Regions from separate parts of the Homo sapiens genome. Here region 2 is linked to region 1. The links are chromatin loops, found by intact Hi-C in ENCODE. Cell type or tissue: PC-3. All regions are shown on one strand. Each heading gives the region's core, and the rest is flanking DNA. Links, peaks and the distances in the headings are about the cores only.

Evidence for each region. Peaks named below come from ENCODE experiments on the same cell type or tissue, not always from the same donor. Only the 100,000 strongest peaks of a DNase experiment are listed, where the experiment ranks them.
Region 2: a loop joins it to region 1, with 2.5 times the contacts of the local background. A loop is called at or near these places in 1 of 110 quality-filtered maps.

Annotation. Positions count from the first base shown.
Region 1 is chr6:56,167,317-56,172,708 of GRCh38, forward strand. COL21A1 (collagen type XXI alpha 1 chain) reads right to left here. Exons shown (of 30, transcript NM_030820.4): 4 at 3,644-3,812; 5 at 3,333-3,549; 6 at 808-981. Among named protein-coding and RNA genes, the nearest start is that of COL21A1, 78 kb to the right of the region's middle. In PC-3, for the core only: no CTCF peak of the experiment used is centred there; a DNase peak (open chromatin) is centred at 2,235; H3K27ac peaks cover 635 bases.
Region 2 is chr6:56,221,837-56,227,228 of GRCh38, forward strand. All of the region lies in intron 1 of COL21A1 (collagen type XXI alpha 1 chain), which reads right to left. Among named protein-coding and RNA genes, the nearest start is that of COL21A1, 23 kb to the right of the region's middle. In PC-3, for the core only: no CTCF peak of the experiment used is centred there; a DNase peak (open chromatin) is centred at 2,355; H3K27ac peaks cover 2,671 bases.

The sequences.
Region 1 (5,392 bases), core at 223-5,222:
TCTTAAATCTCCACAACATTCCTGATGGTATAGGGTGGACTCAAGAAGCCATCTTTGGTCTTCGCTATTTAGTTGCTGGCATGGAGTGTTGTGTGATTAGTAGGCCCAGCACCTGTTAATGTTTAAATATTTACTACAATTTGACATGTAGCATTAATTCATAGAGACCACATGTGTAAACACGTATATGAAAATGACAGACTCTTCCTTTAATAGAAACAGTGCAGGAGGGACATACCTTTTCAAATAAAGGGTTTTTCTAGAAATGGCATTTACAGACACATTTCTCCATCCAAATACAGATACTCCAGTTTAAGGAGGTATCAAAAAGTCAAAACAAAACTTCTGTAGGTATAATTTGAACATACCACAATTGCTTTATTTTTAAGAAACAGTTTTGTTTGTGAAGAACCCTGACATGAATTAATCTAATTTTATCCTTGCAGCTGCAAAGACATTTTTATAGCCCCACTTACAGATGAAACTATATTTTCTTTTCCAAATTTATTACTTAAACTATGTTTCTCTTGGGAAACATGAAATTAATGTTTCCTAGAAATGTAGAATTCTATCCTGAACCCAGGGGAACATTTTTCTAAATATTCTTATGAAATAGATTAAGTCCAATTCTGCATTTTAATACATATACATATGCATAATTTCACTAATGAACTGACCACATTTTGGTGAACAACTTAAGGGAATTCATAAGTATGTTAAATATGATTAAATGTGGTGAAAACTATTACAAAGGACAGCAAAAGTTTCATTCTATATAATTCAAAGAGTAAATCATTATTTATCTACCTGAACAGTTTCTTCTTTTCCAGAATATTTTCCAATTTGGGTTTGCCCATTGATCAAGATCCCTAAAACTGGATGTAAGGGCTTGTTTTCAATTTGTTGGTCATCAATATACAAAGTCACATCTTGTTCTGTTACTAAGAGACGAATTTGGTGCCAGCCTTCATCAAACAACGTCTACAAAAAGAAAGTGTGGAAGATTCATAAATAAAGCCCCTAACAATATTTTATTTTCTTTGTTCTTACTCCCTTGTTCCTAACCATTGCTGAGAAACTTCATCCCACACAGACTGACTGTATTATACATTAATTCACCCTGATCCAAGGTGGACCTCATATGCTATCCACCAATTCTTTCATTAATCTTTATCTGAGTTCCTATTACATATTTCAAAGAAACTGTCAAACAACTTACTAAAGCAACTACCTCAAAATCATAAATGAGTTTAATAATCTCTGAATCCAAATGGCTTCCCTCCTTGCCTCATCTCATTTATTTCATTGCAACTTTGGGCCCCATAACTAATCAATCTTCCTTGATAATCTCACTCAACTTCTGGAATTCAAACAATCTTGATCATTTTCATTTCTTCCTCCCTAGTTGCTCATTCTCTCTCTCTGTCTCTGAGTGTTCTTCTCCCTCAACCTACCCTTTAATGAGGGCATTACTCATAGGTCTATTCTGGACATTTTTCACCCCCTCTTTGACTCATCCATTCCTCCAGGCCAATTATCACTGGTATATAATAACTACCATGTCTACACTAACAGCCTGTACCTCTCCTATGTGTGGGTCCTATAATTCTAATACTAGGTAGAATAATTTTTCAGGATGTTTCACAATTAGCCCAACAACGTATGCAACAAAATAAACTTGAACTACCCCCCAGAGTTTTCTTCTTGACCCCATTTCCCTACGTAATAGCATCCTCTAAACATAAGTTTCTTTCTTTGAGTTGCAGTAACTAACCAGATGCAGAGTTCTACCCAATATATTTCTTCAACTTGACTCAAATTCATTTCTTCATTTGCATTGTCACTACCATAATTTAGGCTCATGGAACTCTTGTTTTACTTCAATAATTTTCAAATCTATCTAGATCTCTCACCCTTTCATTTCCAAGCCATCCTTCAGATCACCACTAGGATTAATCTCTCTCCCTACAGTTCTGTTAGGGGAGATGTTCCATCTTATTAATTTCTGTATCCCCAGGACCTGGCCTAATTTAAGGATAAAGTTGAAAGTATTATTTATGGACAGAAGAAGAAAAAGAAGTAGAGAAGATTGCCTTGACCATGACACACTATGGTCAAGACCTTTTGATGAAACATTCACTGAATAAAGTCCAAACCACATTATATGGCTTTCCAGGCCCCTCATAAATTGGGCTTACACCTAGATAGCTTTTTCTTCCATGCATCTTATACTGTAAACACAGGAGAGTCACTTTGCATTCTCTAAATAAAAACCCTGCATTTTATTACACACCTGATGACTCAATACTGAATCATTTATTTAATGCGCCCTTATATTCATCTCCATCAAAATGCTATACATCCTTCAAGGTCCAGTTCAAAAATTATTTCATTTATGCAGATTTCCTCTTATTTTATGTTAGAACACATTTTCCCATCCACACTCCACTAACACTTTGTACTTCTATTTCATACCAGTTGCCTTGAATATCCTATTGTAAATACGCTCTTTGAAGGTAAGAAACATGCCTTATTCATTTGTCATTTCTTACAGAATCTGGCACACTGGCTTTAATGAAGACAGCAAATAACAATTTTTTAAATGTAATATAATTACTAAATGAAGAAATTGCATACTTTATATATATTACCATATATATTTCCTAAACTGTGTAATATGGCTTTAGACTATCATAATAATGAGCAAAACTTAATTACTTTTATTATTGCATCTGGATTCTGAAAACATGATTTTGAAAATAAACTTTTTCAAGTTTGTATATTCTATTAAATATGTATTCCATTAGGGTAAATAAAATGTCCTCCTAAATTAAGGTAAATTTCATACCTATTATGTATCTGGTATTTAATATTCTAACAGATATGTCTTCATGTAAATATCCTGTAGAACATGGCAGTGTAAAACAGACCAATATGGACTTTGACGTCAACTAGACCAAAATTTAATTCCTGATGTCATCACTTATTAGCTGTTCTATTTTGAGGGAGAACTTAACATCCTTGAATATTAGTTTGTCTGCAAAATGGGAGCAATGGTTTCTTTATTGGATGGCTATTATAATTAAATGTGCCTGGTACCTAGTAGTAGGCACTCAAAATATGTCAGTTCCCCCTCAGCATTTGTCCCCATATTGATCAAGAAACAATTTTCCTTTCTTTGTTAGTTTTCTTCAACACAGAAACATTAAAATTTAAAGTAAAAATATTTCCAATCATGTTAAAATTATAGCCCTCTTTTCCCCAACACACATAAACCCAATAGTGCTTCCCCATGAATATCATAATCATGGTATTATCCCAGGCATCTTTACCTTAACTTGAGGGTTAGCAAAGGTAACCACTTGTGAGCCATTAATTACGCTGGTTGTTGTAAATAATAAGATTTTGTCCACACCATTTAAGGTAACTGCTATTTGTGGCCTTCCATCAATAGTTAATATTCTCCATAAATCCCAAATTTTCTTGACTTTAAATCTTTGAGTAGACACAAATACATATGATGGAGGAAGACCTTCTGGGAAAACATTGCTAGAAAAAGAAGAGCAAGTGTAAGCTTAAAGAATTCTTGACATGTCCACAGACATATCCCCCCAAAAAAGTTGTGTCAACATATAATGCATACCTTGTGAGTTCTGATAAATCAACTTTTGATGTTACTTCATATCCTTTTATCTTTTTTGGTGAAAGCTGTATTCTTTTCTTAACCTTTTTATTTACATCTAAACCTAAAAGAATATCAAATCCCCTTTCATCACGAGCTGCCACTGGAATTCGTGTTGGACAGACAGATTCTATAAAGCAAAAGCAATAAAAGTTGGTTAATCATGGACTATTCAAACAATAAAAGAAAAATCAAGGGAGAAATACTAGACAATATAGTATTCTATCATTAGAATTATAAAATCTACATATGTATACAAATGTATAGTATATAAATGTATATGAATACATTTTCTGAGAAAATGTAGAAGTATTTTACACATTTAAGAGTGAGATCTTAATATGCTTTTTTCTCTAAAAAATAAGGGATAAAAGTAAAACAAAAATATAAATATTTGTTAATGTATTGTCTTTAGCAAAAAATTGAGACAATAGCAATATGAGACAATATAACACCTATGGAAAAGAAAAACAATGGAACAGGATTTATCATTCTCATCCAGGATTTCCTATTAACTAGTCATACAACTTTGGATAATGCTTTTAATTTATTTAATTCAAAAATGAACACTAAAATTCTTTTCTTGCATTCTTAGCATTTAAGGGGTAAAAAGTATTTTCTGTTCTTGATTTTCTTTCCAGTTCAAGCAGCTTATATTTCTATAGCTCAAATATCATTAGTCTGTCTCTCTGGAAAAAACTTAACCTGGGTCCCATCTATTCATGAAAGTTCTTCAGACGGACATATTATCTCATCTATAATTATATATTAATCATACTTATAAAGAATATTTTCTTAAGAATAATCATTAGCATTACATAGTCAGCTATATAGGTAATAAGTATGATATACTTTAGCTGAAGTATACAATGACTGAAAAAATTTACTAAAGATGATTAATAGCAGACTTTAACAAGCAGAGGGAAAAGAATCAGCAAACTCAATAATTGGTCATTTGAAATTATCCAGTTAGAGAAACAAAAAGAAAAAGGAAGAGAAAGAGTGAAGAAAGCCTAAGAGATTTAAGCAACACCATCAAGCATACCAATATATGCATTTTGCGAGTTCCAGAAAAAAAAAAAAGAAGAGGGTGAAAAGGGGACAAAAAGCTTATTTAAAGAGATGAGGCCAACAACTTCCCAAATCTGGGAAAGGATATGGATACTCGAATTCAAGAAGCCTAATATATGCTAAGTTAAACCCAAAGAAATCCACACTGAGACACATTGTAATCTAATCGTCAAAAGTTAAAGGCAAAGATCACATTTTGAAAGCAGCAAGAAAAAAGAGACTTGTTATGTACAAGGGAACCTTGATAAGACTATCAGCAGATTTCTCAATAGCACCATTGCAGGCCAGGAGTGGGATGACATATTCAAAGTGCTGAAAGGAAAGAAAAAACCTGCCAAACAAGAATGCTATGTCTGGCAGAACTGTTCTTCAAAAATGAAGGAGAAATAAAGACTTTTCTAGATAAACACAAGCTGAGAAAGTTCATCACCATCAGACCTGCCTTATAAGAAATTCTCAAGGAGTCCTTCAAGATCAAACAGAAGTATACTAATCAGCAACATAAAAGCATAAGATAGTATAAATTTTTCAGATAAAAGTAAATATATAGACAGACACACAATATTATAATACTGTAACAGTGTGCATAAATGACTTTTAATTCTGGTGTAAAAGTTAAAAGACAAAAGCATTTTTAAA
Region 2 (5,392 bases), core at 275-5,274, 55 kb after region 1:
AATCAAAATGTTTTTGAAATAGATTAAGTATTGCCAAAAAACAATTTAAAAGCAAATCGAGAAAGCTACTAAACACACACACAATTTCATGGCTTATATTTGCTTTTTATTCTTTGGCCATGAACTATAGAGTCCATTTAAAATTGAAAGTGTTGGCCAGGCATGGTGGCTCACACCTGTAATCCCAGCACTTTGGGAGGCCGAGGCGGATGGATTACCTGAGGTCAGGAATTCGAGACCAGCCTGACCAACATGGTGAAACCCCATCTCTACTAAAAATACAAAAATTAGCCGGGCATGGTGGTGCATGCCTGTAATCCCAACTACTCGGGAGGCTGAGGCAGGAGAATCACTTGAACCCAGGAGGTGGAGGTTGCAGTGAGCCGAGATCGTGCTATTGCACTCTAGCCTTGGCAACAAGAGTGAAATTCCGTCTCAAAAAAAAAAATTGAAAGTGTTTTCCTTTTATTTTATTTTAGCTTTACAGGCAACTAATTGTAAAATAGGAGGTTAATAATGTTGTCTATGAGGATTTTTATTATACTTTACTCACTCACATGATAATGGTGGTTATATTTTTCAAGTTTCTCCATCCATTCATCTAAAAAGCTCTAATATTTCATGCCTATAATAAAATTGTTATATAAGTCTTTAGTACATTTAAAGAATATAAAACAAAAGAGGCATTGCTTCTCTAGGGAGTAATTAAATTTAAGACATGTAATCCATTTCTATGATGAAACACAGATTTCCCATTAGAAGACAAATCATTCATTTAAATCAGTTGAGTAGGAGAGTATCAAAAGAAAATACATCTGGTTACATTTAAGGTTCAGAAAAAAATCATGTACACAAAGATTCTGTGGCTTTCAGCCTAGAGGATTTTCATGAGGTTATCAATCAGATATCTTTTTATTCAGTGTAAGCTCCTATTCTTTAAAAAAAAGGGACTCCCAGGGAATGTTTGCAAGAATTTCAAAGTGAGTCACACAGATTAGTACTTACAGTTTCCAAAAAACTGAAGCCTACTTGGTGGCTTTGACAATGGAGGGTGAGTGGATTAATCTATGTCCTTGACTTTGACCATCCTTTTACATTTTTTGCTCTCATACCAGTGAGTATCATGTGACTCAATCAGTATTTTTTTTTTATTAAATGCTGACAAAGTTATATTAAAGTAAGAGATATCCACATTCTATTCAGAACAAAAAAAAAAAAATTGGAATCCCTGGATAAGCTTTTATTGCTGTTACTCTACCAGTCACTTCTGGGATAAACCGTGTTCTTCCAACATTACTTTCTGGGATAATCAGTTCATGTATTTGTTGTCTTTTCATCTGAAGTCAAGCTGATCATGACTGACAGTAACATCAGTAGATGAGAGGACAGGAGCATGTTATTTTTTTAATATTATTTTCCTCTTTATTGTCTTGAGCTTATTTTTGTCTTCCCACTGAAAAGTAAAAGTGTCCCTCTAATATGAAGGGAAAGACTGTACTTTCTTATTTCATATTTTATTCAGGCTTTCTTTGGATGCCATAAGTAATATCCTTCATTCTATAACATGACTTACTGAAACACTTATTTATTTGCTTTTCCAAGTAACTGAATCATTAAATTTAAAAACTATATTAAATTCCTCTAAAAATTTAGGTACTAGGTTTATGCAATTTTCTTTACATGCTTAGCACATTTGTTTAATGTGCCAAACAAAACACATTAAAATTTTCTGGCAGTCACCAGTAAATGTTTCTTATGATAATTACAGCTATTACATTGGGGTTTTGGGTAAGGGGATAATATTAATTTTAAAAAAAACATAAAAATTGTAAGCAATGTAGAATGATATTTGCATAATGCATTCATGGTAAACTACCTTTAAATCAAAGATGCTCAAGTGTGTAACATCATTAGCTATTGCCAGAGTAACAAAATGTGCCATGATTCATCTTGATAGTCACCAAAAGGCTTTCACCTTATGAGAAGTAAATTAATTGATACATGCATTAAGATTTTACATTTTATTTTATTTTTTTAAACTGTAAAGTATTGGAAGATACTCATGGAGTGTTCTGTGCATCTTATTTCCACCTATTTTCCCAAAGATGTTGAGATACATCCCCTACAGCCTTGGGAGACAGTGTCTCTCTCCTGGGATAAGGGCAAATTTGTTTCCTGACTGGAATAAGAAAGGTAATTTTTTCCAGTATAAACATTGGAGAGATTTACTAGTACCCTTTTTATAAGACTGGGGATTTATTGAGCTTGGAGTTCTTCAGCCATGACACACACCCACTATGCACATAGCATCTATCTGGGTCCTTCCATATCACCCCACGGGGCTTAGGGGAAAAAGCAACCAATGCAAACATGAAGCTGTGAGTAATAAAGTCTTTTGTCCCTGACTCAACAGTCTCCTCTCTGCCAACACCTATAAAACTGTACCAGACTAGTTAGCTTGCAAGTAGGGTAAAATCTCAGGCTCATAGTTCTTGACATAAAAATAGTAGACAGACAATAATTACTTCTTAAACAAAGAGAACAAATAGCCATGTATAGCTGAATTCCATGACTTAACGTGGAGGCTTACAATTTTCTTTAGCAAAAGTGTGTCATAGTCTGTACTTTATTTTATATGTAATTAAAACAAAAATACTATTTTAATGCTTCTCATTCTGAAACCCATATACCTTATGTCAATAAGTGATGCTACTGAATAATTCACAGTCTTTTTGGAATATGGGAGACATAAACGAATTTTTTAAAAATCATATTTAATACCAAAAAAGGATTGGGTTTCTAAAAATCAGCAGATGTAACTAAATCAAAACAAAAACATCGACATTATGGGCCGTTCTTTCTCTGATATTTCCCTGTTTTACCAAGTCCCTTAATGGAAAAAGCACATCAATATGGGCCATTAAATGAAAACAATGACATACTGGATTTCATTTGGACAAATATGCTGAAATATTATAGTTAAATTAAACTCCATTATTTAACAAAAAGTACTACTTAACCTATCACAACTAGTGAACCAAATCACACCAACCTCTTTTCCCACCTACCTCTCATCATCAAACTCATGGTGATAAAGAACAGCAATGCTGTTGAGCAAGATACCATGCATGCAGTGTAAATTGTAACATAAAACTAAAATGTAATAAACAGGGAAAGAAAAACAAAATTCTGACCCTCCAGGAAAAAAAAGTCAGAAAAGATTGCCCTTTTCTCAAATTCTAAAAAATGATCACTTTAACCACTAAATTAGTTTAAACACCACTGACTCCTCCAAAGCCACAAATTTTAAATTTTTCCCCACAAAGCCTTAAAACATTTCATTTTCCTTTGACATTATGCAAGTTACAATAAGATTTCTACTAAAGCAAACAACTGCCCCTGTACTCAACAATCATTTCTTTAAATCTTTTTGAAACCCCCCAAGCTATCAAGAAACTAACCACTAGGTCAACTGGTCTTCATTCATTCCAACACCTGCTGCTGAGTGATAGAATGACTCAAAATTTCTGAACTCTTTTAGAGCTTCACTTTGAGTGGGCTACTACTCACTCCTCAGTAAGGAAACTTGAAAGCCTTAAGTAGCTAAGTTCTCTACTCTAGCCCAGACAGAATCTATGGTAGCTAGTGGAATGAAGGCAACAAAAATGTACTTGACAGCAGAGACCTGGTATTTGGCTGCCTACAGGTTGCCACTTGGGCAAATTTTCAGCTTGTTCCTGTCCAAAGGATGTGCTATTTTCAGGTACTCAATGAAAAATAATCTACATCAGAAAATAATCTGATGAGAACTTTGGCATAAAAACAAAAGGATTCCAAATTTTAAACATATTCATGGCCTTTAATTTTTTTAGTCTTTTTAAAATTTAATTACTTTAAAAAGACAAGAAACACAATAATTACGGGAACAAAAAAGAGTATTTTGAAATTAAGTTTGAGTAATTCTAGAATGGCAGAAGGTAAAATTAGACACAGCTAGTCACCCAAGTGCCTGAGATGTCTTACCATTCCTATGTGATGGTCTTCCTGTGGGCTTTGTTTCCTGGGTAGGAGATCCCTGGAAGCATACAGTGTTTAAATAGATTAATCACAGAGCATCCTGTCTTCATTGTGGTGTACATGTTTCTGGAAGTTACAAAGAGTATTATGCCTGCATTTCATGATGTCCTTTTCTCACCTTATTTCAAATATTCTTCCCAAGAATAAGAGTACAAATAGTACATAGAATTGTTTAAAGAATCCAAATATCTTGACTTTTTCTTTTCAAATCTAATTTTAGGAATGTTACCAATTGTTAATTCATTTAACATCAGGGAGAAAAATAAGTGTAGGGCATAGCCGAATTACCTACAGGGTAGCTTTTACAGTCAGGTGTATACCAAAAAAAGTCACTTTGCTTTCTTCACCTGGAAATATAGGAATGTTATATCATTCCTTTCTAGAAAGAAGAGCAAAGTAACTTTTTACAAAATGTTCCTCGTTATTTAATGTATATGAACACATCTACTAATGATTCTACTGTAACTTTCAAGAGATAGATATTTGTCCCTCTTCCTCATAATCCCAGAGGGAAAAGGTAACTATCATGAAACATTTTTAAAAGCTTTATATATTATATCAATATAAAATAAACCAGTTCCTCCATTATATTAATGGTATCTGGCTTTTCAAGACAGAATTCACTAAGGATGTTGAAAATATAAACCACACACCAAAATGTTAGACTTCCATTTGGAGGCCAAAGCTAACTGGCAAGCCTAATTTGAGTCACACTGTGAAACCCCATTTTCCTAACTTAATTTATCTTGAATTGTTTGTGTGATGGTGTTGTTTGGTTTGCTTTTATGGTGCAATGCACTGGTATCTTCAGCACTGCAGTTTATATGAAAATCCAATGTTCCTCACTTCCATAAAAAACAGTGCAAGGTGATAAAACTAAATTAGGGAAGAGTTATGTTGTTATGACAATGAAACTTTCGAAGAGACTATCAAACTTTGAAAACAGGTCACTGAGAAGAATTAAGAAATACTTTCTTTGGATTTTTTTTAAGTAGATAAGATTCCCATCTCTGTGGGATGGCTCGTATAGGGGGAGCCCACAAACAGTATAATGGACTTTGAATCGCCCAAGTTATTTTCCAAACTTAAAATGGTGCCATGACAGGTCCTCAAACGAACTAAGAGAGCAACTTTCTCAATAAGTAAAAGCAGGATACAGTTCCAGATCATGAAAACTCTGCAATGCTGGTTTTGTGACCTTGACTCAGCGTCACTGGGATGCTACCAAGAAACCACAATTCTTGGCAGCTGCACATTCAATGTACAAATGTTTACCAGATGTGAAGTTCATATGATCTATGCTGTATAATAGAAA